Linked DNA regions of Mus musculus: region 1 is linked to region 2. The links are chromatin loops, found by intact Hi-C in ENCODE. Cell type or tissue: heart. All regions are shown on one strand. Links, peaks and the distances in the headings refer to the core of each region. The heading gives the core; the rest is flanking DNA. Region 1 holds the start of Grik3 (glutamate receptor, ionotropic, kainate 3). Region 2 has its middle 39 kb from the start of 2610028E06Rik.

Region 1 (14,921 bases), core at 6,922-14,921, 470 kb before region 2:
CAGTATCAGAGGTCCTGATGAGAAGTGATCTCTGCCTGTCGGTCACTGCCTGCCTCTCACACCCTGATCAGGACATTTGGGGGTTCTCCATAGAGGATGGGGCCTAATGATACTTTCTGGCAGGACAAAGACTTACCCTAGAGTTCTTGGCCGGCCAGGACAAGTGAAGAGCTGACCTGAGTCCCCATGCTGTGCCACTATGGAGGACTTGTGTCATGGACACGAGTGGAGCGGGATGAGGCAGAAAAGGCTCACCGGCAGCAAGCAAGAGGCTGGACCTGTTTCTGAAGGTAGAAAGACACTAGGAAGGAATAAGCAGGTGTAAAAGCAATGTTTCTGGCTGGAAAGACCCCAGAGAGCAGATACTTCTGGGACCATCTATGACTAGAATCCATCTACAGAGAAGCTGGCCCCTTCTCGCTTCCTACGACCTACTGATGACTTCTGTCCTACCACAAGGCAGGATGCTACCAACACTCATCCTCTCTGCAATGACTTTCAGTCTTTCTCCCCTGGGCACCCCTCCTCCAACATCTAATTAAAGGGAAGAAAGTAATTAAGGAAGGGCATGTAACATTCCCTGTAATGCTAATCCTAGTAACGCCCCCGGCCCATCCCTCACCCCCCCCCCAATCCATCAATATGGCACGCGGAACAACTCAGCCCAACACGGCAGCGTTGTTTATTGCTTACGAAGCTAGAAAGCACTTGAATTAACCTCCCGCATAAGTGAAGTTAGGAAAGATCCCAACGTCTTTAAGCAGAAAGAAGATGGGAGCCTGACAGACTCCTTTTAGGGAAGAGGCCTCATTCACACATTTGCACCGATTTTTTTTTTTTTTTTTTTTTTTTTTTTTTTTTTTTACCAAGTGTTCACTGTGGGCCAGATCATGTGATCACACTCAGGAGATGAAGAGATAAATTGGTGTTGGGTCTGCTATGGCTGGAAATGTGATCCTCTGACATTTGAAAAATGGCAGCTCAAGCCCTGGGGTGGAGAGGGCCTGGAGGGTCAGAACTGATACAACTGAAAATTCCTATAGTGGAGCTCAGATGAGATGGCTGTGTAGCCTGCAGCATAGTGCCCCTGCTCCTGGCTGGACCGTGGTTCTTCACCAATCCTACCCTATAGTCCAGCCACTGTGGGGGCTGTGGACACTGTGCGGTCACTGCCCTTGATCTGGAGATCATGGTCAAAGTGGGGAGCCAGACAGTGTAGCAGCAAGTTGTTCATTGTGGTATAAGGAAATCCACTCCTTAATTGAGATGCCAGCAAAGCACAAGGGAAAGGCGGGGACTGACTTTGTCTGGGGAACTTAAAGAAAGGATCACAAAAACGTTGACATTGAAGCTGGATTTTGAAACATCAATGGCAAGTCCCAGTGGAGGGAAAGGGTATGGGAAAATCTAGGTAGGAGGAAAAAGCGTGTGCAAAGGCCCAAAGGCATGAAAGGGTAGAAGTGGAGGGGGGGGGGAGCAGTGGACACAGCGCCCGTGGAAGATGCAGCCTGCGGACACTGGTGCATCTAGAGGTTAGGCAGTAAGAGCTGGCTTCCTGGGTTAAGAACCTGGCTGACCACTCCTTAACGAGGTCTCCATCATCCATCAAGTGAGAATCTCCATAGGGACCACTCAGAGCAGAATTTCGAGGATTTAAGAACTAATTTATGCCAAATGCCTTGAACTGTGCTTAACATGAAGCAAGCACTCGGTGACTATAAATACCATTTATCTTTTGAGGGAGTGGGAGGTGTTTCTCTATGTAGCTCAAGCTGGCTCTGAACTCAAGATCCTCCTGCCTCAGACTCCCGGGTCCTAGGATTACACTAATCTGCTCATTACTTGTTTTTCTTGCTTCCCACCCTGAGAATCTTCTCTGGGAGCCATTTGATGGTTAGGAGCAAAATGCCCCCCCACCCCGTATTTCTCAACAAGCAGCCCAGAGACTACCAATCTCCAAAGACCCAAGTATCCCCCTCCGAAAATGCTGAGTCAAAATCTCCAGATTAAGGACAGGGGTGGGTGGGTTCTAAGGTATATTGAAAGAAGTGACGAAAGTGCTCGAACCCTGAATTGTAGGGTTAGCTGCTCAACGCTGTACAATTACCAGAAATCACTGAGTAGGACTCATCGAACAGAGGGTGTTTGTATTAGGTAAACGACAACTAAATGAACACACACACACACACACTTCTGTCAGAGTCTCTGTTCCTGACTCTGACTTCAGGGCTCACGAATGCAGTGTGCCTGTAGTCAGGGACACAAGAGTAAAGTTTGCTCAGTGCTCACCTGACGTATTTATCCAGTAGTACCTGGAGGAGTAGGAGCGGATCACTCATCTCTCTTTCCATTTTAGAAAAGCTCCTTCAACAGGCCTTTCCTGCGCTGATCTTGATCAAGGATTCCATTGGTGTTTGCTAGGGGCCTTTTCAGCTCCCATAGCATCAGCTTGGGAGTGCTTGGTCTGATGTATGGAAGCTCTATTGCCAGGCCTTGCTCATCAGGTGTCCTGAGAGTTCCCGAAGGACAGGGATCCAGAGCTGTGCACAGAGTAGGTGGCCACAGAACACACACTAGGGGTCCTACCAGTGTATTGTCTGGTAGGGGCATGGATGGTGCTACTGAAGCTTCATGGGACCCCAGGTGTCTTCCTAAGAGAAGATGCTGAGCCTGGCTTCCGGCTCCTGCTATCTGCAGCAGCCACTCTCAGCAGGAGCATCTCCCCTTCCTTCTTCACCCACACCCATGTTTCCCTTGCTGGGCACTGAGATCTGCTTATGGGGGAAAGAGGCCTTACCTTTGACATCCAAGCCTTTGACTTTGTTTCATCTGCTCTTCCCCCAAGACGCCAGCGGAAACCCCCCTCTGTCTTCCTCCCACCTGGCCTGTGCTTCAGGGGCTCCTGCTTTGCATATGAGGCCCTGGCTTGTCAGAGCTCTCATTTGTCCCTGGCACATAATCTCTTTATCCTCTCCTCTGACCCCAGAAACTTTGGCTGCATCCCTCTGTCTTTGCCTGTGCATCTTGGCTTGCTCACGCTGATCTCTTGAAAACCCACTTGTGACTCTACAGCCTTCCTGTATCCCCTCAGCCTGCCTGAAGAGTGGATTTCCAGGGATGTTTGGGATACGATAATGAATGGGCGGGAGGGGGGAAGCAGCTGGGCAGGTCTGGGAAGTAGATTCTACTGTGATTGCTATTAAAGTGCTCTCCCTTGGAGGATCTGGAAACCCGCTTCTATTTTTGCTCTATGGCGAGTGTGCAGATGTGGGCATTACCCCAAGCTTCCCAACATGAGCTTCAGGATTCTTTCTCCTCCATACCTCTGTTTTTTGGTGCCTGCCTCTGGTCACAAGAATAAGCATCAGCAAACCCCTTAGCCAAGGCCTCTTGGCTCCCTGAGACAGTTGCCTGGAGGCTTTCTCAGGGACAGCCAGCAGAAGGGTAATATACAGAAACCATCCCACGCCTCCTGGGTGTTCCTCTCCTTCCTGAGGCAGGGCCAAGTCGCCTGACTCATGGCTGACCTCCTGTCCCTCAGCCCCGTGGGTCAGAGTTCCTTGGATGCCTGAAGGATGAAGATGCCTGTTCTTTGTCCTCTAATCTGGTCCCCACTTGTCCCCAAGTTCTGTGTGTGCTGTGGCTTAGAAGGGATGCGTGTGCACATCCGAGAGGAAAGAGATTTGGCTGGCTGAGTCTACATAATGAAAGGAAGCCAAATCAGAGAAATGAGCCTGGTACCCAACCCAACCAAACCCAGGTGGACGGTGGAGCCTGGGATTAACTGATTGGCAGAGCTCTCTTCTTTGTCACCTCATCCTCCTGCTGCCTCAGAGATAACGGAGCTGAGCCTGGCTCCAGCAGCCCAACCTCTCCATCAAGGTCTCAGCCTTGCGGCCCCCCCCCCCAGGCTCCTCTTTGCTGCTTCCGTTTCTTCTGCCCCTAGAAATACTGGGGTACCTCACACCAAGCAGCCGGACCTTGGAATGGCCAGTTTGGCATCTTCCAGGGCCCCCACCCAAGGGACAGGGACCTCTTCTCTTTCTGAATAGCTCTTCTGAAGTGTCCTTTCACCACAGAGGTACAGCAGCTTCCCTCGGGAGGTCAGGGACACAGGAAAAGACACAGGAAAAGGCTAACAGTATCCAAGCAAGTAGGACTGAGGGCTCCATATGGAGGGAGCCTGAGGGATGCCAAAAGGTGGAAGGTGGTAAGGTGAAAGGTGGTAAGCCGGTGTGGTTACATTTACCTTTAATTCTCGTGTTCAGGAGGAAGCGGCAGAACAACCTCTATGAGTTTGAGGCCAGACTGGTCTCCATTCTGAGGCTCCTGGCTAACCAAAGCTACATAGTGAGATTCTGCCTTTTAAAACCCCCCACAAAGCTCCCCAAAGTAGCAGCTGGGAGGCAAGCCTGAGTGAGAGTGCATTTGTGCGTGCTTGTGTGTGTGTGTGTGTGTGTGTGTGTATTCTGTATATATTTATATGTAAAATGTATGTGTAGTTTGTGAGTATATAGTTATAATATGTGTATAGTGTGTATGCTGTATGTATTTAAGTGTGGTTTGTAAATATGTATGCATGTGGTATGTGTAGTATATGTATGTTTTGCGTGTGGTGTATATGGGGTCTTTGTATGTATTATGTATGTTTGTATGTCTGTTGTATGCACTCACATACATGTCAGAACATACATAAGAATATTGTGCATGCTACGAAGGGTTAGAGAAGAGCCATGAGCCCAACTCTGGAATCAGACACGTGCAAGCAGGCAGGACAGTTGATTGCCAAATGCCACTCGCCTTCATAGAGTGCCAGACAAGGTCCCTAAGCACACTGTACCTATCAACTCCCTTAATCCTCCCAACAGCTCTGCAGGGCAGATCATAATCTCCTAGGAGGGGACAGGGCTCATTTGCAGCCAGGCGATCTGGTTTTACAGTTTGTGGTTCCTTTCATTCTAGTTGGATGGTAGAACTTTGTATCGTGTGTGTGTGTGTGTGTGTGTGTGTGTGTGTGTGTCTGTCTGTGTGTGTGTGTGTCTGTGTGTGTGTGTCTGTGTGTGTGTGTCTGTGTGTGGTGTGTGTGTGTGTGTGTGTGTGTGTGTGTGTGTTTTGCAGTAGCAGGGGCATGCATCTGCACCTATGAATTGTGCAGGGCAAAGCACAGCTCTGGGGACAGATTCTCTCATTTCTCTCATGAAACTAGAAAAATCCATTCCTTTGAAAGAAATCTTGAGGACTTTTCTTCCACCCTTTTGTTCCCCGAGTGAGGCTTTCCTCTCTCCAGACTGTCTCTACCTTTGGTGGTTCTACAGGGCTCTCTGGCCTCCTAGCAACAAACAAACAAAAACCAAGGCACATCTGCATGCAGGGGTTCTTGTGTGTGGAGTGGGCATATTTCCCATCATCTGCTGTGGCTGAAATTTTGGCTGCCTTCAGCCCTGTTCTGGGCACAAACCCCAAGTGCTTTCTCCATCATTTGCCCATCGCTGGAAATATCTTCTTTCTCTGAAGCAAGGTGGGACAGGGGATGGGTATATCACTGGGGATGTGCTATCCATGACTTGGGGGTGGGGTTATGCCTGCACCCTGGTGCCCATTCCTTGCTGTCCTGCAGTGGGATGACAGCATCATCTCCCCCAGCCCTGCTGCCCCAGCCTCCTCCCAACTCTTCCTTCTAAGTGTCCAGGGCACGTGCTTCTTTCTCTCTGCTGACAGTCTGGCTGCTTGCCACCTTGCCTGTCTTTCGGGCAGAGAAGCGCAATACCTGTGTGCCAGCGAGGCACAGGTGTGCGTGTGCCACTCACACAGTGGCCCACCTGCTGGAATCTTGGCGGAAGGCGGCCTTGGGATGGGATCCACGGGAGAGACAGGCTGTGGCATAATTAAGAGGGAGCAAAAACAAAACAAAACAATGTTTTCCTTCCTCTCTCTTTTTCTACCACTTGCCCTAATTATTTTCCCACTTTTAAATTCTACATCAACTTTAATTAAGCTGGCCTCGGGCAGGGAAGTCTGGCAAACTTGGAGAAGTTCACTTGTTTATTTTCTTATCACTCAGCGATTGGATTTCCCCAGCACACTGGGTATCTTTCTCTCTAAGGAGGGGTGGTGGCAGCCCCCTGCCTATGGAGGGGGCCGGATGACAGGTGCGCCTGAGAACTGGTTCTGCAGCCTCCTCGGGAGACTTCCCTACCCAAATCTATTGTTGGCCAACTTATGCTTTAGATCTGCCCCCTGGCCCCTCTGGGTTTGCTTCCCCCCCCCCCCCCAAGAGAGTCTAAGATATGAGAGGGACTGAATCGTTAAGCAGCTGAAACAGCACTGGACTTGAGGGCTAGAAATGTGAGTTGGAAACTCTGTTTCATTACTTATAGTTATTAGGGGGAAGGGCACATCATTCATTCACTACTTCATTCATTTGCTCATTCATTCACATACATGTGGACACATTCTTCTCTGCCTTCTTCCTGGCGCCAGTGTGGGGATGGCCAGCTTCCACTCTCCACCAGCATGGGGGATGGCCAGCTTCCACTCTCCCCTGCAAGTTCCTTAGCTCCTCTGGACCCGTTTCTTCATCCCTGTACACTTGGGTTATTTCAAGGACAAGAGAAGAGGGCTGCAACTGGAAGCTAGTGTGACTCCTGGCTCTGTGTGGTGGCACTACGTGACCTCCAGAGTGTCCCATCCATCATCAGGCACAGATGCTGGGTCTTTCAGGGCCTTCTTCATCTTTGTGAGGAGGACAGATGCTAGACCATTCCTGGGGCCAGAGATGAGGGCCGAATCCTGAAGGTTGCTGAATATCATGGTACAGTGGGAGGTAGGAGGAGCAGCAGCTCTAAAGGATGCGTCGTGGAGAGCTCAGCACATTCCTGGAGTGTCCTGGGTTGGCATAAGTGATTGGAGGGCATCTGAGGCTCAGCCCCAATTGGCTGGGGTAAGCAGCAGGCAGGTGTTTTTGCTGGGTCTTCTGGGGAGGTGTGTGAGGGTGAAGGAGTGCGTGGCTAGGAGGCAGAACAAAGGACTAGTGACTGAGCGAGTGGACAGATGAATGACAAAGGAGCAGATGACTGTGCGAATGTATGAATGAAGGAACTGGTGAACGCAAGAGTGAGAGAATGAATAAAGAAGCAAGTGAGGGCTCCAGTGAACAAACAAACACACAAAAGCCTCCTGTAAGTGGATGCCTAAGTGGATCAATGGGGGGACTGGATGAATTAATTAGAGATTGACCGTATGAATGGGTGAGGGGAGAATTTGGTAAGGGATTGAAAAGAACAAATGAATCAATGAGTGAGTAGCTGTCTAAGGGGCTAAAGATGAATGGGTGATCTAATGAGTGAGTGAATGAATGAATGATCGCATAAGTAAATTAGGGACTCTGGGTAATTGTTGGAGTCAGCCAGCTAGCGTGACTGTGGTCCCCATTACTGGAGTCATGGGAAGCCAGGGGAGGAGCCTCATCTCACAGCAGTGGGTTGGCTCTCCACCTTACCCATTAGCAGCTGTTCCACTGTGTGCACATACAGTAAGAATCTCCATGTATGAGTATCCGTGCATCAGCTACTGTCCCCAACCACTGAAGAGCAGACGTCAGTAAAAATAACCTATCTCCGGTGGCTTGTCTACCTGTCTTCCCTCACCGCGGAGAAATAACTCGCAGCCTCAGGTTAAGCTGACAATAAACACAAGAATTGACTTCAGTGGGAATGAACTTGCTTGGCTCCTGACAAAAATCTAAGGTGATGTCCCTTTCCCTGGCTCGCCGATTGCTTGGGTGGCTGTTGACCTATGCTGTTCTCTTCATTCTTGGGACACGGGGAAGGGATAAAGTCCCCAGACTGATGTGCCTGTCTCTAAGGCTATAGGTCACCTCTTGACTTTTGTGGTAAGTGTGTGTTTGGCCGTTGAGAGGGTCCAGGGAAATAGAGTGGGGTCTGGAGATGGAGACCTCCAGGTTGAGCAGTCTCTCTCTTTTTCTTTCTCTCTTGTTCTCACCACAGCATCAGAAGAGTGGGTTGCAAATTACAACCCCAGTAGGCCATTTTCTGAGTCACAGAGGGAAGGGTCCAGAGCGCACCCCCCCCCCCCCGGCCCCCGCAGGCCGGGCTACAGTGTCCAGACCATCAGCACCTGCCTGCAAAGGAGTTGACAATAAGCAGGCTTCAGCAGAGGGCACTCAAGTCCTAGGAATCTCCACTCAGGAACTGCGCGCTCTGCTCAGTGGCTTCCCCGGGAAGCGGAGTCATGAATCTCAGTAACTCGAGCCCAGGGCCTCATCACTCACAGTGATTGTGGAGGGACTGAGAGCCGAGTGGATCAGTCTAAACAAAACACGCACACGGGGGACACATCCAGAGGAGCTAGCTTGGCCACCCATGGGGGCTCCCCTCCTTAACCACAGACGTAGGGATTGGAGGAAGGGACTGGGGGCTTGGGGGCCCTGAAGGTATTGCCCCCTTCTTCCAAGCCTTATCCACACCCCCACCTGTGAGCCAGTGGGAGGCATGAATCTAGCTGGCAGCGGCTTGGGCCAGCTCAGCCGTTTTAGGGGATGTTAATGAAATTCGGGAGCACTTGTCCTTTCAGACAGCGGCCCCTTTTATTTGGGAATGAAAAGCTGCATTAGTCTGAATGAGGTTTGGAGGCCTCATAAATCCAGTGCTGGCTGCCTCATGGGGGAGCGGGGAGCTGAGGCCTGGCTGGTGGGTAGGCTTGTTTACCAACAATTCCAAAAGCCAGGATTGGCGGCTCCCAATCTCCAGAGAGGGGGATTGAGATCTTGCCAATCCGGCTATCTGCTGGCTTTGGGGTGGCCTGAGAGGACTGCAGATTTGGGGGAGGGGTGGGGGCTGAGCTCTCCAGTTTACTCTGGTTAAGGACACCCCACCCCATCCCTCTCTGCTTTCTGCCCCGCCTCAGGCAGCCAGAGGCTACAGGGGTTTCTGCAGGGGGCCAAGAGGCTCTTGATAGAGCTGTTTCCGCTCAGCCCAGGTGGTGTTGGACACCACAGGGCAATACTGTCAACTCAACAGCCTGCTGGGTCTATGTGGGAACCCAGCCTGGCAAACAGTAGCGCCTAATAAATATTAGTGAAAGGAAGGAAGGAAGGAAGGGAGGGAGGGAGGAAAGGAAGGGAGAGAGGGAAGGAGGAAAGAAGCTAGCTGTGTATGTCTTTGGACTTTTTAAGCTTAGGTTCGTCATCTGTAAAGTGGAAAAATAACAAAAGACTGTCACAGTGTGTCATGGGGAGGATCAGATGGAGTGACAGACAAGGTTGTGAGTACCTTTCCTGGAACGCAGAAAATGTATGGTAATCAGGAGAGTCCTGGCTGTCATTGAGGCTGGTGTGTGTGTGTGTGTGTGTGTGTGTGTGTGGTGTGTAGCGCATCCCACCCGTCCCCCATGGCGGAAAGGGATGCTGCTGCTGTTCATGTGGAAATGCCCTAGCATCACACACAACTTGGGTCAAGAGCAAATGTCAGGTCCTGAACTGGGGATAGCAACTTCTACCCAGATCTACCCCAGCGTTCCAAGAGGGGCTCTCAACCCTGCCTGAGCCATATACAATCACTGCAGCCAGGAGGCTGTGCCCACTGCAACTTAAAGGGAGCCAGAGACCAGCCTCCATCCTTGGTTACGGAGACACACTGCTTAGGGATGCAGTTGGCTGGGGTGCCTGCTTCCTGGGGGTGCTGGTGAGGGGACTTTGAGGACAGAGCCATACTCTCACCTTTGGGGGAGTTTAGATCTTCTTCATCCATGTACGACTGTGATACCACCTCAGCTAGCTTTTAGGGAGACTGCCCCCACCCTTCAGGGCTCCTTCCTCCAGCTGGCCTCAGAAGTGTTCTTCCCTCTAGCCACACCTCTACCTTTCTGCTTCTTCCATTTCCTGCTAAGCCACATGTCCTCTGTACCCAGTCCACTCACATGCCACCTTTAGAGTTAGTCAGCCTTAGGCACTGGTAGCTGCTCTCTTCTCAGCTCTTTCCCTGTCACTGTCAGGGCATAGGATTATCTTCCTTCAAAAACACAGCCAGGTCCTTTCCCTTCCGGGAACCAATCGAACAAGCTGTGGAATCTGAGGGTCAGGCAATGCGCTGCCAGGGTGTGTCTCCGGTGAAGAGGCTCTCAACTATGTCCCATGGATCCTCTGCTCCCCTCTTCTGCATGCCTCCTTGCTAGGTCCTTGTGGGCCTATCCTGTAAGATCCCATGGAGAGGGGGCAACTGCGGATCCTGACGCTGCCGATCTGTGTGTCTTTGCTTCTTTGGGCAAATTCAGAGGCCCGATTGGGGAACTAGCCATTCTGGCTCCAGGGAAGGCCCAAGCATGGCCTATTCAGAGACCTCTGCATAACAGCTGATCACCTAGGATGTCCCGGAACTCGTACACACGCCTCTCTTTTATTGGGCAGAGCCCAGGAACCCTTTGCTCCCAAGGCCACTGGTGCAAGTTCAGATGGGAAGAAGTCCCTTCCTAATTGCTAATTGGCTACACTGCCTTATTCACAACTCCACACAATGCCTGGAAGCCCTGCGCCACATAGGGCGGGAAAGAAAAGACGGCAAAATTAACAGGCCTGTTTGGAGCGCAACGCATTATCTATTTGTAGGAAAATTAAAGATTTGCTCTTCAGATGTAGGGGGCCATGCTCTTACCAGGCAGCTGGCAAATGGGAGAGATTGGAAATGATTGAATAGATCAAATTATTTAAATGAGAAAAATAAATTCGCACACAGCCTAGCCGCTGCCCGGTGACAGATCCGTTTATTTATCTACTGTATCGGTACCGCTTTGTCTCTGTCAAAAAGGTCATTAAACTCGCCTAGCTGCGTAATTCGCAGCCTCCTGCTCCTGCCTCGCTTCACAGCCCTTCTCTTCCCTCAGCACCCAGCGCCACTTGAAAAAAAATTTATTATTGGTAATAAACAACATTTCTTTTTAACCCTTTCGGCTTCCCCCCCTGTGTATCCTACTCTGTCCCATGAACAATACAGTTTCTCTGTATTGTTTCTCAGGAGGAATCCGGGAGGGGGCTCCAGTTCCTCCCGCATAGTTGCGGAAGAGGACTGAGAACCCAGCGGGCTCCAACTCCAGCGGCCCTCGAAAACGAAGGCTTTTGCGAATTTTCTCAGTAGTCCTCCTACTGATGGTGCGTGGTCAAGTCCTACCTTCCACGCAGAGGGTCTGGCCTGGTGTCTCCCTCACGGTTAGTTTCTGAAGCTCCGCATTCCCTAGTTCAGCTCCTACGGTTCTCTGATTTCTACTCCCAACCCCACTCCCTAAACCTCCAAGCCCTGGGCCAGCCCTGCTTTCCCAAGGGCTAGAGATCAAGAGTGAAAAACAGCTCCAGGTCAGTCTCCTGCCGCCGCCGTCCAGCCAGCGTCGGCCGCGTGGGAGCTGAAAGGCGAGGCTCCGCAGACGGCAGGCTCCGGGTCTCGCGGCTCTCGGCGGGCGCGTCTCTTCCAGCTGGTCGGGCCGCTGGGTTGCCGCCGTCTCCCAGCTCCTGGTGCCAGCTCCGCCGCTTTACGCTTGGCTCCCCGGCTCAGTGCCTTGCCCTGGGGGCGGCAGGGCAGATGGGGACGCCTCAGCTGCGGAGGATAGTCTCCATCCTCCGGGTGTCCCCCCTCCCAAATCCTGTCCAGGGTCCCTTTCCCCGCCCCCTGCGCAGGTGTGAGCGCGCAAGTGTGCACCCGGGCGAGTGTGAGTGGGAAGCGTGTGTGCGCGGGGGAGTACGCGGAGGGAGCGCGGGCGGCGGGCGGCGCGGGAGGCGGGAGGCAGGGCGCGGGGGAGGGGGCTGGGAGGGAGTGTGTGCGCGCGTGCAACTCCACTCCGGGGCTTTGTGCGAGCCCGGGCGATAGCATCAGCGGCGGCTGGAGGAGGAGCGGCCGGAGACGCGTGCAAGCCCGCCCGGCAGCCGGGGCAGGTGGGAAGCCCGCGCGGGAGCCGAGCCGACGCGAGCCGGAGACGCCGCAGCCGAGTCCGAGCGGAGCCCGGGCGGAGCCCAGGAGCCTTCGCTCGCGGGCGGCCCGTGGGCGGCAGCCGAGGCGGGGCGGGCGCCGGCGGGGCGGCCCCCCAGTAAGATGTGCGCAGCGCCGCGGGGCGCCCCCCACTCGCAGAGGCGCTCCGGAGCCGGGCGGCTGGGCCAGGCGGCGCCTCGGGGGCTGCTGCGCGCCCGCGCCTAGAGCTGCCGCCCCAGGGAGCCCGCCACGGCCGCGCCCCGGGCACGCTCCGTGGCGCCCAACGATGACCGCTCCCTGGCGGCGCCTCCGGAGTCTGGTTTGGGAATACTGGGCCGGGTTCCTAGTGTGCGCCTTCTGGATCCCAGACTCGCGCGGGATGCCCCACGTCATCCGGATCGGTAAGGGCTCCCCTAGAGCCGGGGGTCTCTGCGCGCTCGGGTGGGGACGGGAATTGGGGGATAGTGGTGCTCTGAACGTGATCCGAAAGATTGTCCCAACCTCCCTCTAGGCTGCAGGGTTCGGGTGTCTGCTGGGAGCTCTTAGAGGGGGAGGACAAAGTTCCAAAGCCCGGGTCGCGGGGCCTTACGGGGAAGAGGCAACCGGGCCGCGGTGGCTAGGGAACCTGGATACGCTCCGGGGTAGGCGACGCGGTGGAGTGTGGCGAAGGTTCTAGCCCTAAGCCAGCGCCTCGGGGGAATTTCGCCGCGACTGCTGGCAAGGATGGCCGCAGACCTAGTTCTGGGACTGGCTTCTGCGCAGAGTGGGAGCCCTGGGGAAGGCGCCAACTTCTCTCCCCCCCACGGGCACCTCGCTGGAGCAAGGGGTACAGGGGATGGATTCGCCGGATTAGGATGGCGGATTTCCTTGCCCCTAGTTGGCCGAGGCTCGGGGCAGGAGAGGGTCAGTCCCCTGCTTGTCGCTAGAGCAGGTCCCCCAGGCCCAGGCCTCTTTCGATGAGGAGTAACCGAGACTGGGAAAAGGAAGCGCAGGAGGCAACCCTGCGCAGCCGGGGACGAGGGTTGCGAGTGGCTTTTAAAGTTAGCCGAAATCCCTCCGCAGCTGGCGGCGGCTGGCAGTCTGCGCGCGGCTTTTTGGGGCTCTGGCTTCTCGGCTTCTCTCACCGCTGCAGATTTCTTACTCTGGGCTTTAACTTTGTTGTGGCCGCCGGAGGCACCCTGCGTGGCAGCGCTCAGGGCTGGGCGGGAGCCCACGCGAGTCTTTAGCCCACTCACTTCTCGGGGCTGAGCTAAGCTGGGCTACCCAGGAGCCATCGTTACCGTGGGCGGCCCGCACCAGGCCGGAGACCTGGGCAGCTCGGGCTCGCGAGACACCAACATCTGGTGCGCAGCCTACCGAGCTCTACCGAGACAAGGCAACCTTCCTCCTCCTCCTCCAGGACTCTCTTCAAGGGGCTGCCTTTGCTTCTGCAAGAGCGGACTTTATGTGGCCGGCAGTGCGACGAGGATGCAGGAAACTCGGGCCAGGCTTGGTTTATGGGTACTTGAGGTTTCTCCTAGGAGGCAGTCCTCTCGTTCACTCTACCCGGAGCCACGTCCACTTGAACTCAGCTTCAGAACGGGAACAGAGAACGATCCTCAGATCTGCAGATGTTGAGGTCTTCCAGTGCCTACAGTCCGATTCCGGACCAGGATGGGCAGGCACAACACCCTGAGGCTCCTAGGGAAGGGAGGGGGGGGGATCTGGGGACAGACCTCACAGTCAAGTTTAACCCTTTGAAGTCCAGGTGTCTGGGCTGCCACGAATGTTTCCTGTCTATTACTGCCCCAGAACTGGCTTGGCCACCATTCTAGCTAATCGTTTAGTAGTGGGCCACCGCTTTTTTCATTTTTATTATTTCCTCTCTCAGTCCTTGTGGTTTTGGGGGACCTTCATGGTAGAGTGTCCTTGAGATAGAGAGGGGACCTCGAAGGGTGCTGTGTTTCCCCCACCCCCACGCTTTGCAGGCCTGTCTTCCTTGGTCTTTCCCCTCCAGAGGGTGGGGTGGGTGTGTTTCCAGCCCAGTTTCAGGAATGGAAATCTTTAGAAGCCTAGAGAGACAGGAACAGGTTAACCACAGCCTCAGAGATATGGGCTGCAAATGGGCAGGGTAACTAGACCTCACCTGCTCTTGCCACTGGGACAGTATATAGAGGTCTGCTCATTGCCCGGAGAAAGAACACATTCCAAACCCGTCCCTTTCGTGAGTCACAGTGTAATAGCGCAATTAGGGACGGCAGAGCCCCCTCTCTTCTAATCTTCTTCATATTAAGCCCTAGGATTAATTAGCGTGTCGGCCCAGACCATTTATATCCAAGAGCCCTGCCCTATTTGACTCCCAGCCCGAGGACTGGGGTGCTGTACTGATGCCAAACGTGACTACTGGAGCAGGGCCAGCTTTGGGTGGAGGATGGGAAGGATTTGAGGCCTCTGGGCTTCTTTGGAGCTGCCTGTCCTTCTAGAGCTTGAAGTTGAACCTCAGCTGGAGGTAGAGCACCAGGAATAGGGAAGCAGAGTGAGGAGGAGGAAGAGGAGGAGGAAGAGGAGGAGGAGGAGGAGGAGGAGGGGAGAGGAGGGGAGGGAAGACATGCTGCAACCCAAAGATACTACTGCCTTGGCTAGGCTGGATGCAGTCTCTCTATCCCCATCTCTGGGATCTGAGGCCTCTCTCTTGGCTGGGGCTGCAGGGATCGAGGCCCTGGAAACTGAGCTTCTCTGAAGCATGCTGGGTGCTTCTGCTGGAGCGGCTGGAGCTTGGAGCCCGAATCCCTCCTCCAGCAGCCAGGCGTCGTCGCTGAGCACAGGACCAGAGAGGGTTTACCTGCAGGTGCAAGATGGGCTCTCTGGCCTGGGGAGGGTGTTCCCCGCCCCTTCTCTTTGTGCCTCTTTTGGGGGCTGAAATTCCCTCCTAGACAAGGAGATGGATCGCTCAGCAGTGTGACAGAGTGTTCA
Region 2 (15,344 bases), core at 4,313-12,312:
GAACAGCAGGCCAGCAGGATGGTTTAATGGATAAAAGCGATCAGCACGCAAGCCTAATGACCTGAGTTCGATTCCCAGAATCCATGTAAAACCCCAGATGCAGTGGCGAACATCTGACACCCCAGAGGTCCTAGCATGAGATGGGAAGTCTTAGCATGAGATAGCAGAATCAGCCAGTCTGGAAAACACAGTGCAGAGGAACCAAGAAGACAGGCCCTGCCCCCCAACACGGTGGAGGGCAAGAATCAACTCCTAAAGTTGTCCTCTGACCTCTGCATGCAGACCATGATGTGACTAATAATTCTTAAAGCTTAAAATAAGAATAGAAGAAAGTGTCAGTAAAACATGAGCTAGAATCCTTTCAAAAATATCAGCTAGGCATCGTGGCACATGTCTGTGATCCCAGTACTCAGGAGGTAGTGGCAGGAGGATTGACACCAGGAGTTTACCCGGACTGCTGTATGACCCTATTTCAATATGCATGCATGAGAGAGAAGGGGGGGAGGGGGGGAGGGAGAGGGGAGAGTGGAGAGGGAGAGGGAGAGGGAGAGGGAGAGGGAGAGGGAGAGGGAGAGGGAGAGGGAGAGGGAGAGGGAGAGGGAGAGACTGACTTGTAATGAGAATTTTGGGTTTTTTTGTTTTTTGGTTTTTGGGTTTTTTTTGGTTTTTCAAGACAGGGTTTCTCTGTATAGCCCTGGCTGTCCTGGAACTCACTCTGTAGTCCAGGCTGGCCTCGAACTCAGAAATCTGCCTGCCTCTGTCTCCCGAGTGCTGGGATTAAAGGTGTGCGCCACCACCGCCCAGCGAATTTTGGTTTCTTTAAAAGCCCAGTTATATGAACATGTTTTTATTTTAATCCCAGGTGTGGGTTTGGGGGCTGCTTCAGTTTATCCACAGCCACTGAGGGATGTGATTTTTGCCAGCAACAGAGAGGTCACGTTTGGAACTCTGGGACTCTCGAGATGGTATAAATCCAAAAGCCAAGAGAGTGCCTGTGGCCACTGCTGTTCCTCTTGCTGTCGCATTTGCTGTGGATGGATTGCCAGATATCCTGACTAGGAGGATTGGACTTGCCCCAGGGAACTCAATGCCCCTAATCAGCAGGAAATAGTCTAAAGAGGTCTATGCCTCCTTTCCCCTCTAACCTTCTTTCTTTCCTAGCTAGTATTGGGGTTGGAAGAGATCAGGGTGGAGTAAGGGTTGAAGGATGGTAAATGTAAGAATCCAATAAAATAGCCCAAAAAGTACACCTTTAATGAATGTGTGTGGGTGTGTATGTGTGTATGTGTGTGTATGTGTGTGTATGTGTGTGTGTGTATGTGTATGTGTGTATGTGTGTTTGTGTATGAATGTGTGTATGTGTGTATGTGTATGTGTGTGTATGTGTGTGTGTATATGTGTGTGTATGTGTGTGTGTATATGTGTGTGTACGTGTGTGTGTATGTGTGTATGTGTGTGTGTGTGTGTGTGTGTCTGTGTGTGTGTGTGTGTGTGGTTGGTTCCTCTAACCCCAAGAAGTTCCTTCTGATTCAACCTTCCATCACTTCCAAGAAATGGACCCATTTTCTCTAAGACCCCAAAGAGGGACAGGAGGTGGGGAGAGGCAGAGGTAGGCGCTCCAGCCTAAATCAGAACTTCTCCAATTGAATGATGTATCAGACACACACATGGGTGCTTTGTTGAAATACAGAGTTGGACCCAGCCGGTGTGGGCTGAGATCCTGGTGCTATCCAGTCCAAAGGCCATCCCTAGAATGTCAGGAGCTAATGTTTTAGCTCATTTAGCTGCCACAACACGCAATGAGACAGGTTCTCCTGCTGTCATCCTTGTTTGACAGCAGAAACCAAGGCTTAATGGAGATGGAATAATGTGACCAAAGCACTGGCTAAGTGGAAAAATCAGTACATGAAGCCAGGGTCTCTGGCTTGAGTCTGCCCCCCTCCCCTGGTGCTATACCATCTCCCAAGCATTTATTGAGAAGTCAGAGGCCTACGGGGGTGGGGATGGGGCAGAGAGGGGAGAGCACACAGCAATGTGCTCATGGCTGACACTTGGAGAATAGGCACTGTTGTGTCCAGGAGACAGGACAGGTGCTGGCTGGTTCAGGAAATTTCTCCTGCTTTAGTGGAAAAGCTCCAAGCAGATTTTCTGTGTAAGAGAAATAGTTAACCTTACTATTTAGCTAGAGAGTCAAGATGATGGGGCGGGGAGTGGGGGGAGGAGCCTGTCCTCAGCAGGAGCTGGGAGGACTTGCCTGAGACTCAGGAGTAAGGGATGACCTCACTGGTGCCATCAAAGATAACTGTAGGAAGGCTTGGCCAGATGTGATGGTGGGCTTGGTCAGATGTGGTGACACCCACCTGTAACCCCAGCTCTCAAGAGGACAAGATAGGGTTGTTGATCTGAGTTCTGGGCCAACCTGTCCACAAAACAAAACGGTGGTGGTTTGAATATGGTTGGCCCAGGGACTATTAGGAGATCTGGCCTTGTCGGAATGGTTGGAGGAAGTGTGTCATTGTGGGGGTGAGTTTTGAGATCCTCTTCCTAGCTGCCCATGAGACAGTCTTCTCCTGTTTGACTTTGGAACAAGATATTGAACTCTCAGCTCCTTTTCCAGCGCCATGCCTGCCTGGATGTGGCCATGCTTCCTGCCATGATGATAGCAGACTGAACCTCTGAACCTGTAAGCCAGCCCCAATTAAATGTTGTCCTTTGTAAGAGTTGCCTTGGTCATGGTGTTACTTCACAGCAATGGAAACCCTAAGACAAAAAAAAAATAAAAATAAAAAAATTAATAAATGTGGGAAGCAGATGGAGTAGCGCTTGCCTATATTCTCAGCACTCTGGGGGTTGAAGCAGAAGGATCAGGAATTCAATGCTATGCTCAGCTATATAAGCAAGTTCAAGGATAGCCCATACTACATAAGACCCTATCTCTCTCACACACACACAAACACAAACAAACACACACACACACACACGCACGTGTGCGCTTGTAAAATAACTAAATGTAAGAATGGTCATGCCTGTTCTTCAGCTCTCTTGCTCCCTCAAGGTCCCAGGAGCTTACAGGCCAAAGAGAAAAGGGACAGCCACCTACACATGGGGCATCATGTCCTTCCAAGCAGGCATCAGGGGTGATGAGGCACAGAAGCCACCGTGATGTTCAATTCAAATCTGCCATGTCTCCAAAGGAGTTGCAACAGTCATGGGCTAAGCAGGACCAGGGCCTTCCATCACCAAAGGAGGGGCTCTTCTGATGCTGGAGTGGCCACAGATGAGCCCCCAGGGACTCCTCTGCCTCCAAGAACAAAACCACAAAACTCCAGAATTTCTTCAGGGGCCCCTCGCACTCACTGGCCCCTGCGTACCCTAGCCCCCTGCTAAGGCGGCTGTTCCCAGGCCACTGGGCTGCACGCCCACACTGCCTGCAGCCGCCCGCCCAGGAGCATTAATTGAAAATTAATCCGCTCACTACGTGCCGACGTGCAAATCAAAGCTAAGTGTCTCAATTAGGAAGAGAAATGCAGTCGGGACTCTTCCTGGGCATCGGCTTATTTATGGGGATAATATCGTTTTTAATGAGGGAAGCTACTAAACTGCACAACAAATGCAACATTTAATAGAAAAATATTACAGCATTCCATCAGCAGAAGGAAGCCAGGAGGGTGAGTTCCAGGGACACACAGTTCCCCCATGGCGTAGGCAACAATGGAGGAATGTGTATGGGCACACAAGCCCTGAGAAGCATGCATCTCAGGGCTTGTGTGTACATGTGTGTGCATGAGTGTGCATGTGTGTACATGTGTCGTCCTTGCTTGGAAATGGGAGCTGTGGGTGTAGCTGGAGGAAAATCAAATTTGCCTGAGTTTGGGTTGTAAAAGAAGAATTTGCCAGGGCTGGGGAGGTAGCCCAGTCAGTAAGCGTGAAGGGTCCTGAGTTTGGGTCCCCAGAACCCATGTAATAAAAACCAGCTGTGGCCATGTAAATCTGTAGTCCCAGATCAGGGTGGATGGAGACAGGTGGATTCCTGGGCTCCCTAGCTAGCTAACCTAGCCAACTTGTGACCCTATCTTTAAAAATAAACTGGAAAACTTTTGAGGAAGACACCTGTGGTCAACCTCTGGCCTATGCACGCAGTCACGCATGGATGAACGCATTAAAGACACCACACAGCACACACAGACACACAGACACATACGAAAGATGGCTTCCCCTCTGCCACTTGCAGAGGCCTGAGTAAGCCACATAAGGCCACAGGTACTTGCCAGTTCCAAGAGGAACCTGGTTTGTTTAGTCCCTAGGGAACTGCAGATCTCCTACTCCATGTCCATGGAGAGCCCTCTGGACCTTCTTTGGCATATAAAGACAGATTGTCCCAGCCACATATCACTGGCACCTGAAGGCTTGCAAGACCTATGGGCCTCGGTCCACTGCCCTGAGCTGGTACTGGTCTCACCTTGGTCTCAGGCTCAAGGACCAGGATTTATATTTGCAAGACAAGTCTATAGTCTCCCACCCACCGCCTCCTCCATTTGGGCAGAGTCCCATGGCTTATGCTCTTGTCTCTTTGCAGTGGAAACATGACTGTGATACAGCTCTCAATGCAGGCCAGCCTCATCTTGGCACAGCAGAAGATGCTACAGTCCTCTATGGGACACCCACACAGCACCCTCCTCCAGAGGTCTGCTGGTCCCCACTCACTCTCCCTCACTGCTCCCCAGGGAAGTTTTTGGCTACCCCATCCTCCTCTGCTCTTGCCAAGGCCCAGGGGCCTAACAGAATGATGTTCAAAGTGAGAGCAGGTGAGATGTGGGTGCTTCATGTCCCCGCATCCAGCAGAGCATGGCCAAAGAGGCTCAGTCAGGAGGGTAGAGACATCTGCGTCCGCCACCCGGTTCCACCCTGCAAACCCTCGCATGAAGGTTTTCATCAACATTCCTCAAAAGAAGAAACTGATACTCAGAAAGACTTCAACCTTTGCCCAAGGCTTCCCAGCAGAGGAACTAAACTACCAGAGGCTCTGGGCCTCTTAGGACCAAGGCCTGGGTATTCCCATCTCTGAGGAACTTGGAGGCTCTAAGTCAGGGGCCCCATGTGTAAGCCTGCGCTGCCTCTCGTGACCTGGGTGACATTGAATTTGTTATATATTGATGTCTATGTGAATCATCAATAAAATGGGGCAGGGGCCAGCACCTACTCTAGGGGTTTCCTCAGAGCTGATACCCGTCAGGCACCTAGAACTGAGCCAGGGCATGAAAAATGTTCTGTATGCTTTGAGATATTAGTATTATTGGTCCATCCTACCCGCAAGCCATTATCTCCCTTGTGAGGCTTCCAAAACCATCCATCAGCCTGTGAGGAGCCCCATGGCAAGGCCTTCCCTACCCCAAATGCCCAGCACAAGGGGCTATTGTGTTCCCTAACACCAACAGTGTATTCCCACAGACTGTCGTCAGCCACCGAGCCGAATGGGTCTCTCTCATGCGCCTCTCTAAGTGTCCGTTATACTTAAATTCTGAAATAATAAAGTAATAGCAAAAGCTGAGTAGAGAAGAGGGGCCAGTGGAGGATGTCATTGTCCCCGTTAGATTCCTGCCTGCCTCCTTCGTGTGACCTACACAGATCGGGGACAAGGATGAAGCTTGATATTCCCTCCCGTGACATTCCTCAGAACCTAGTAAAATGTCTGGGCCTGCTAAGTGATTTATTACTGCTGGGGGGAGGAGGAGGGAGGGAGAGAGGGAGGGGTACCCTAAGGCTGAACAGGAAGTGGGGAGGGCAAGCCAGCAGGCTGTGCGATGCAATCCTACCTATACTATTAGGCTGCCAAGGGGTCAGCTGCTCCTGCCCGGAGACCTGAGCTCCCAGGAGTAGCAACACTGCCCCCCCCCCGCCGCCCCCCCCCCCAGATCCAGAACGACCAGCCAGCCACCTGCTCCCTCTCAGCCCTCAGGTCCCTCTAGACTGAAGACATTTGAAAGTTAACTTCCCACAAAAGTCACTCTCCAAGATTAATATTTATTTCTTATGAAATTTAAATTTTTCAGTGTAATTAAATTTTTATTCGTCCTGAGTTATAGATAAAAAATATTTATAACTTTCCCTTTCACACCACTGAAGATGAGGGTTGGATGAAGCCAATTACCGGGACTTCCTCCCGGTGCCTGCTCTGAGGTCAGGGCTGGAGGAGTCAGAGGAGCCTTGAGGAATTAAAACCTGGCATCTGTCACCTCAGGCCCAGAGCCAAGGCACTTCTTGCATGGAGACATAGGGCCATGGGTAAAAGAGGGGCTCCAGAACCACACCCCAGATAAGCAAGATGGCCTCTAGCAAGACACATCTACTTCTTGTGGCTCTAGAAAGAGAGAAGTCCAAGGTCAAGGTGACAATGGAGTCCAGTGTCTGCTGAGGTTCACCATAGAGGCTCCATGACAATCCAAAGTCCTGCCCTGTAGATCCACAAAGAGGGGGCTTGGTATCCTCCCATGGCTGGAAAATCCACTCTGTTCATTAAGCCTGAGCTTGGCCCCTTCCTTATTGAAGGGGCTGCCAAATCCCTTTTTGGTCACATGCTCTAGCATGGACTGGGAGATCAGCACCCACAGCCAATCTCCACCACACACACCACAACATGGCCTCAGACCATCCTACAAGCATGCTGCCACCTAGAAGGCCATTTAGGGTCCTGGTGACTCTTGGTCACTCAGCAGGCATCCCTAAACAGTGGCGTGCATGCGAGTTTCAACAGGGCTAACACCAATTAAAGAATCAGGTTCTTGTCATACCATTCTCAGCTCTCCTCTGATGGACCAAAGGGTCTTGGGGCCCGGGCTAGACGAGGGATGGAACTCACCTCTCTGGTGTGGCCCCACCTCCCAGAATAGGAACAGCTCTTCCTCCCTCCTAACAGTGCCAGGGAGCTGCAGATCCTGCTCTCTAATTAGACCTGTCGCCAGCCGGAATCACTCCCAGGCTGGGCTGGGGAGGTCATTAGCTGGAGATGGATAAGTGCTAAGCCAGCCCCACTCTGGAGATTTACAAGGCACGGGCGAGGGAGGATTTATAAGGTTTGTTAAATTTCTAATTGAGTTTAGAGTGCTATGCCACAGTCCCGGTGACCAAGCTGCACAGGCGAGAATTAAAACAAGTGCCCCTATCCCTCACACTGTAAGAGGACTGTGGCCTCTGCCTCACCTGGCTGCACAGACAGAGGCTGCCCAAAGATGGTGTGGTCCAGCAGGCAACCCCAAACCTGCCCCTCAACAAGTTCTGTCAGTTCCTAGGCCTGACCACAGTCTGCAGGGTCTGCCTGGGCAGACTGGCTTGATTTCTTAGATTTGTTGTTTGTTCATTGGGGGTCAGAGTGTAGGTGGGGGTATGTCCGTGTTGGTGCAGTAACATAGGGTTACATGTGCCTGTGACTGTATGAGGTAATGGTTCACCTCTGATCAGCTGAGGTAGCAGCCGCCCTGCAGGGGGTTTTGATGTTGTAGTTTGGAGGGGGAAGTGTATTTGTTCTGGTGTGTGTGTGTGTGTGTGTGTGTGTGTGTGTGTGTGTGGTGTGTGTGTGTGTGTGTGTGTGTGTGTGTGTGTGTTGAGATGGCACCCTCTCATTGGTTGATGTGAGGCTGGTCAGTTAAGCTAAGCCGCTGGCCAGTGAACCCCAGGGATCCCCATGTCTCCACCTCCCTGGTGCTGAGATTTAAAAAGCTTGCCAAAGCACCTGGCTTTTTACTCGGTGTCTGGGGCTCAAACTCTGGTCCTCGTGGCTGTATACAATTTGCCCACTGAGGCATCTCCCCAGCCTCTCACTCATCGTTTCCAATAGTCAATATAGGCGTGTAATTCATAATTCACACAAAAGCGTACCCAGAGAAAAATCTCTCTTCCCCCTGTGACTCTTAGCCACCACCCTGTCCCCCTCACTGGCAAACAAAACAAAACAGCAGCAACAACAACAACAAAAACCCAGAGTTTAAGCAGGAGGAACTAAAGTTCCACTTAGGTGTCTGAGGATGGGGGTGACAAGCAGCCCACCGCCCTATCACTCCCTCGCTCAGAAGTGCCCACATGGCTTCTCCCACTGCCAAGTGCAATACAGAGCCTTTCTGGAAACACGCTGGCCATGGGCCTTCCTTCTAATAACTGACAGCATTAGCCATCAGAAACCAGGAACACGGCTGACTTCAGAGGGGTTAAAAATGCTCTAGAACAGTGGTTCTCAACCTCCCTAACGCTGCAACCTTTCAATAGCTCCTGGTATTATGGTAACCCCCAACAAAATTGTTTTCATTGCTACTTCATAACGGCAATTCTTCTGCTGTTGTGAATAAATGTGAAATCTGAATAAATGTGAAAGGGTCTTTAGAAGGTCACGATTATAAATATCTGTGAAAGGGTCTTTAGAGCCCCAGGGGTCGTGACCCCTAGATTGAGAACCATTTCTAGAGGACGCAAAACAAGCGGGTGGTTGGATGGAGTCGGGTATCGACACTTAAGACTTCTCTGGGAGGGAGCACCTGACCTGCCGCCTGAATTGCCAACTGTATGAAGAACGGCAGGGACAGTGTTGTTGGAGGGAACAGCAAAGCAAAGGCTCTGGGGCTGCAGTTGGGTAAAAGAGCATAACTGGAAAGAGACCGGTTCCGAGGCCATGGGCACACTCAGAACAGGAGGTTCATTGGGACCAAACACACCCACAGCTGAGATGTGACCTTGGGTGAAGGGTTTTCCTGGGTCTAAGAGGACCCAGCTCTAGAACACTAGGAATGTCCTTATCTTGTCCAAGGTAAGGTTTGGAGTCTAGCACACAGAAGAAGTCATGGAACATTTAGAACAGTCCTCACCCTAATGGACCCGCACTTTCCTTTATGTGGGAAAACAACGGTGGGAAATCCCCCCAGGGCTGTCTCTAAGTGGGGAACCATGGAAAAGGAGCAACAGGAATTGAAACCTGTACCACCTGCATCCGACAGCTTCGGAAAGCCCCGATCCATAGTGTGGGCATCGGGCGCCCTCTGGTGGTGACAGTGCCAATCCAAAGCCTAGAGCTATCAATCATCCTTGTATCCAGACCTGGCCCTCTCCAGCATTATAAATGGGCAGAATGGACAGTACCCACTAAGGATGCCACCTGAGGGGTCACATGTCTGGTTCAGGGTCACACAAGAAGTGGATTTACCTAATGCCCAAAAATATCTATTCATATGTTTGCTCTGTTTCATTAAGCACCTACTGTATACCAACATTGTTCTAGAAACAAGCAACCCAACCCTAACCAAGTCTCTGCCCTCGAGGAAGTCCCCCTCTACTAACGGCAGAGCCTAGACAGTGGTTAATGGCTTCAGTCCCTCCATGGGCTCATATTTAGACCATTTGGTCCCCAGATGGAGGTACTATTATTCCGGAGGATTCTGTATACTTGGAAACTGGACCAAGCTGAAGTAGGTCATAGGAAGCAGGTCTTTGAAGATATCTTGTCCTTGGTCCTTTTGTGCCTCCTGCTCTAACTGTAAGTGTACAGAGTTCCCTATCAGGCATCCTCCAGAGAACCGGGCAGCATGTGTGTTCAGTAAAATGGCCAAGGCCAGGACATAACCACCCAAAAGAAAGGGGACAGTGTGAGCCATCATTTCCATCCCAGAATCACCCCTGCTTACTGCAACTAGAAAGCCTAATTCACACGCTATGGGCAGATCGCCTGGAGTCCTGCCTGAACAGCAAGAAATAAAAGGTCCTAAATGCCCATCTCTGGCCTCACCTAACAAGTCTTAGAAGTACAACCTAAAAGAACAACAAACAGATGAGACAATTATTACATAAATAACCAGGTAATCAATAATTATATTAAATGTAAATGACCCAACACCCACAGTTAAAAAGGCAGAGACAGTCAGGTGGGTTTTTAAAATAAAAATAGAAACACAAGACTTGAGATGAGGTTTACCAGTTATGAGTACTTTCTGCTCTTGCAGAGGACCAAGAATTGGTTCTCAGTACCCACATGGCTGCCCATGACCAGGTATAACTCCAGTTCCAGGGTACTGGACACTCTAATTGGATCTCAGAAGGCCCCTTCATGCACAGATGCATATAATAAACTCCGGCTGGCACACCCAAATATTCAAAATAAAAGTAAATAAATCTTTTTTTTTAAAGCAAGTCTCAACTACCTGTTGTTTCAAAAGAAATACTAAGCTATGCATGGTGGTGCTTACTCTTAATCCTAGCACTCAAGAGACAGAGGGGGAGGTTCTCTGTTGGTTTGAGGCCAGACTGGTCTACATAGCTAGTTCCAGGACAGCTGAGACTAAACAGAACCTGTCTCAAAAAATAAGTATATTAAATATAAAGATAAAGTAGGTTAAGAATAGAGGAATGTGAAGGATGTGGCAGCTCACACCTTTAATCCCAGCACTTCGGAGACAGAGGTAAGTGAGTTCAAAACCAACCTGGTCTACATAGAGAGCACAGGCCAGCCAGGGCTGCAGAGTAAGATCCTGGGCTCAAAAAAAAAAAACTTAAGAATAGAAGAATGTAAAAAGGCATATCTTCCTACCACTAAGTAAGCAAAAACTGAGCCAGGTATGAGCTTGGGTCGTGGAAGCGGGAGACTCTAAAGTTCAAGGTCAGCCTGAGAGACATGAGACCCTGTCTCAAAAAACAACTTTTTAATGAAAAGAGAAGCCTGAGTAACTACATTGACAACAGACAAAATATATTTCAGATCATACCAATATTGCTGATCATAATGACCATGGGCCAATTAATCAGGAAAACACAGCAATTCAAACTGCTTATGCATCTCATCACGAGTTTCAAAATACATGATGCAAAAAATAGAATAGCAACAACAACAACAAAAAAACCAGACAGATCCACAATTATAGCTGGCAATCTCAATATCCATCGCTCAATAACTGATAAAACAGGCAGGCAGAAAAATCACTAAAGAGTCAGAAGATTTAAGCAACACTATAAACAGCATGCTCTAATTGATGTTTTCAGAACACACCATTCAACATCAGAATGCATATTCTTTTCAAGTATGCATGGGAAATTTTAAAGGATCATGGGCTAGGAAGATGGTTTTGTCTGCAAAGTGCTTGCTGCATGAACATGAGGACCTGAGTTCAAATCCCTGGCACCTACATCAAAAGCCAAGCTGGGTAGTTCCCAACTATAATCTCAGCTGTTGGTGAATGGAAACAGGGGGATTCCTCGGCTTTAGTGGCCAGCCAATCTAGTCAAGTCAGTGAGCTTTAGGTTCAGTGCCAGACCCTGTAAGGAGGAAAGATGGCCTGGTAGGCAAAGCACTTGCAATGCAAGGCTGATGACCTGAGTTCCCCAGAACCCAGGTTAAAAACCAGACACAGTGGTGCATGCAGGTACAATTCTGCACACCCTATGAGGAGATAAGGGCAGAGACGGGAGAATCCGTGCAAGCTCCAAGGCCAGCCAGCCTGACATAGGCAGCAGGCAACAAGAGAGGTCATGTTCCAAAGTAGAAGGCAAGGATCAACAGACAAGGTTGTCCTCTGACATGGGTATATGCTGTATGACATGTGTGTGCCTACTCACAGAGAGAGACAGACACACAGAGAGACAGAGGGAGAGAGAGAGGCAGAGACAGAGAGAGACAGAGAATACCTTTAATAACCTGTAAGTCAGTAACTGAAAGGAGAAACCACAAAGTATTTTGAGGAGAATGAAAACTAGGAAACGAGGCTGGATCAATGCCTTAGCCACAAGACACCTCTTGATCCTGCAGAGGACCTGAGTTTGGGTCTCAGCCACTCACATCATAGCTCACAACTGACGGCAATTCCAGCTCCACGGGACCTATGATAGCTAAGCTTCGTCGTCTGCTACACCTGGAATCAACTAAACCCAAACTGCGGGGCACTCTAGAATGAGATTTTCTTAATCAGATTATTTGCAGAAAGAAGACCCACCCTAAATCTGCGTCACATCTCCTGGTGGCGGCCTTCGCGAAAGGACATGGGAGAAGGATGCGTCGCTTCCTGTCTGCTGCCCCCACTCTCACTGCCAAGTTTGTGTATCTTGTTGCTGTGGCTGGCGGGAAATCCAATTTCTTCAGGATTTCAGTGCACACTGAAGACCAGAAGCTCTCCAGGATTCCTCCCAGTCTCCAGCATGAGAAGGACTGCTGGGATACCCAGCCTCCTGGACAGAGCTAATACTGGATTCTCCGTCTTTCCATCATTGAGACACTCGTCGTTGGACAACCTTAAGTCAGTCTAATAAACCTCCTCTCAGTTAATATTTATGTTCATCCTATCGGTTGTTTCTTAAATTTGGTTCCCAGACTCCGAGACCACGCCCATCCAATACTCTAACAAGGCCACACCTCCTAACCCTTCCGTCTCCTTCAAACCGCCACACTTATGTGTGTGCAAGGTCAGAACCTTGAATGAAAGCACCTGAGACCCTCTCCTGGCCTTCAGAGGCACCACCACACATGGCCACATACACACACAGCAACACCCACGCATATACTTAACTTGAAAAACAAACCTTTTGTTTTGTTTGATTTTATGCATATGAGTGTTTTGCCTGCATGTATATATGTATACCACATGCTTGCCTGGTGTCTAAGGCAGTCAGAAGAAGGAATCAATTCCTTAAAAATGAGTTACAGACCGTTGTGAGCTGCCATATGGGTGCTAGGAATTGAACCCAGGTCCTCTGGAAGTAGCAGCAGGTACTCTTAACCACTGAGCCATCTCTCCAGCCCCCTTGTGGTTTTTTTTTTTTTTTTTTCTTGTAGCTCCTGGCTGTCCTGGAACTTGCTCTGTAGACCAGGCTGACCTCAAACTCACAGAAATCCAACTGCTTCTGCCTCCGGAGTGCTGGGATTAAAGGTGTGCACTACCATGCCAGGCTCAGAAAAATAAGTCTTTTTTTTTTTTTTTTTTTTTTTTTTTTTTTTGGTTTTTTGGTTTTTCGAGACAGGGTTTCTCTGTGTAGCCCTGGCTGTCCTGGAACTCACTCTGTAGACCAGGCTGGCCTCGAACTCAGAAATCCGCCGGCCTCTACCTCCCGAGTGCTGGGATTAAAGGCGTGTGCCACCACCGCCTGGCAAATAAGTCTTAAAAAAAGAAAGAAACCGCATTTAATTGGAGGCTGGTTTCACAGTTTCAGAAAGTTAGTCCGTCATCATCATGGTGGGGAACATGGTTGCGCTGAATGGACAGATGGATGAACAGACAGATGGACAGACAGACAGACTGGGCTGGCCTGGGCTTTTGAAACTTCAAAGCCCATTCTCTGTAATAATACCTCCTCTAAGACCACACCCCCTCCAATACTCCAACAAGACCACACCTCTTAATCTTTCCCAACCTTTGACTAGCTAAGCATTCAAATCTATGAGCCTATGGTGGCCAGTCTCATTCAAACCACCACGCATGCGCATGCTTGAGGTCAGAGGACAACTCTGAGGAGTCAGTTCTCTCCTTCCACCTTGGATGGCAGAATCTCTCTATTCTGCCCTTCACACTCCCGGCCGGCTAGCCGGCCCACCAGCTTCCAGGCCATTTTTCCTGCTCTCGCCTCCCATCTTACATTCTGCTCTTAAGGAGGAACTCAAGTTCAGTTCCCAGTATCCACATCAGGCAGCTCATGACTGCCTAGAACTCTGGTTCCAGGGAATCTGCTGCCTTCTGGATCGCACAGGGCCCAGCACTCACGAGCACAGACCCATACACAAACACACATACACACAGACATAATTAAAAAATAACTTTCAAAAAGAGCACTGGGGTTATAGAGTACTACATCCAACTTTACATGTGGATTCCAGGGACTCAAACCCAGGTCAGTAGAGGAAGCAGGAAGCACCTTTACCCACTGAGCCAATCCCCTGCCAAGAGTCCACAGACACTCAAGAAGAGTATCTATTTAGCCAGCTGAATCTGAGGTAACAACAACCTTCTCAAAAGATAACTCCAGAATCAGATGGCTTCCCTGGGGACTTTTAGCAAACACATAAGCAAAGTGTGCGATTGTGAAATCTATATTAGATTAGGCCTCGGATCCCATTTTCTGGCCCACGGTTCCTAAAGCATTTTGAACCTCTGGAATAACAAGTCTTTTTGTGTACTGTCTTAGTTCATTGGGATGGCTATAACAAAATACCTTAGACTGGGTAATTTATACATGAAAGAATTATATTTTGTGAAATTCTGGAGGCAGGCAGATTGGATGTCTGGAAGGGCTCCAGGGATGGTGGCTCGTGGCTATGCATCTTCATGTGACTGGAGGAACAGAAGGGACCAGGCAGCGCTGTCTGCTTCCTGTATACGGGTACTAACCTCAGGGGTGAGGGCAGAGCCCTCATGCTTATCACTGCCCTGGATGCCCCGCCTTTTAATACCATGTCTTAAGCTGTAGATCTCAACAGATGAACTGGAGTGGGGGTGGGGATCCCAGCATTTGGGCCATAACATATGCTGAGACGGCTGGCAGCTGATGACCCTACATAACTTCAGGAAGGAGGAAAGGCTGGCCTCTCTCCCCCACAGGAAAAAAAAACAAGATATGGCCTTCATCCTTGTCTCCCCAGAAAAAAATAGAGGGACTGAAAGTAAGAATTCAGTACAGAATGTCCAGCGATTTCCACAGTCACACCAGGGTAAGGGAGATTCCATTAAAACCTGAAGGGCAGGGTCTTGGGTGTTCTGGATTGCTGAACTCAGGGCAATGTCTGGAGGGGGACACTCCTAGGGAGGGTATGAAAGTCCCATGCTCCTTCCCCACAGTCATACCTGTCCCGACCTATCTGACTGTGTAACATACCTGAACAACTCAATAGCCACGAATCACGTTTCCCTGAGTTCTGTGATCCACATTCGCAAATTAATTAAACTGGAGGAAGGAATTTTGGTACACACAGCCAGCAAAGTTGGATCCAGAGGCCATAACCTAGGGTGCCAACCCAAAGGCTGGGCTGTCCTTTATGCACCCCTGTTCCTACTCTCAGGGACTTCTACCTCACCAGATCCTCCTAGGTCACTGCCATCCTGGATAGCCTTGTGGGTCACCTTGTGATCCTAGAGGTCTCTAGTTCTCACTTGCTTTTGTTCTAATGGGACAGTGTTCCATGGCAGGGCCACCAGGCCCTGGCAGCTGCAGACTCAATGACTACAAGTCTGAGCACGAAACCAGAAGTCAGTCTTCCAGGTCCCAGGGACCTCTAGGAGTCCCATGGGGATAAACTGGGGATAGGGATGCCCCCAAGGGATGTTAGTGGAGTGGTTAGAAGTCTATCTGAGGACACTACTCTGAACCTAGGCTTCCTCCTTCACAAGATGTAAGAT

The links. A loop is a pair of places that touch in the nucleus more often than their neighbours do. Peaks named below come from ENCODE experiments on the same cell type or tissue, not always from the same donor. Only the 100,000 strongest peaks of a DNase experiment are listed, where the experiment ranks them.
Region 1: it touches region 2 in a loop (8-fold over the local background); 6 of 42 quality-filtered maps call a loop at or near these places.

What each region holds. Positions count from the first base shown.
Region 1 is chr4:125,478,576-125,493,496 of GRCm38, forward strand. It overlaps Grik3 (glutamate receptor, ionotropic, kainate 3), which reads left to right and starts at 12,121. Exons shown (of 16, transcript NM_001081097.3): 1 at 12,121-12,370. The coding sequence starts at 12,256. In heart, for the core only: a CTCF peak has its summit at 8,188 (motif pointing right); no DNase peak of the experiment used is centred there; H3K4me3 peaks cover 2,573 bases; H3K27ac peaks cover 313 bases; H3K27me3 peaks cover 8,000 bases.
Region 2 is chr4:125,953,923-125,969,266 of GRCm38, forward strand. No RefSeq gene overlaps it. Among named protein-coding and RNA genes, the nearest start is that of 2610028E06Rik, 39 kb to the left of the region's middle. In heart, for the core only: a CTCF peak has its summit at 9,031 (motif pointing left); a DNase peak (open chromatin) is centred at 9,029; H3K27me3 peaks cover 2,345 bases.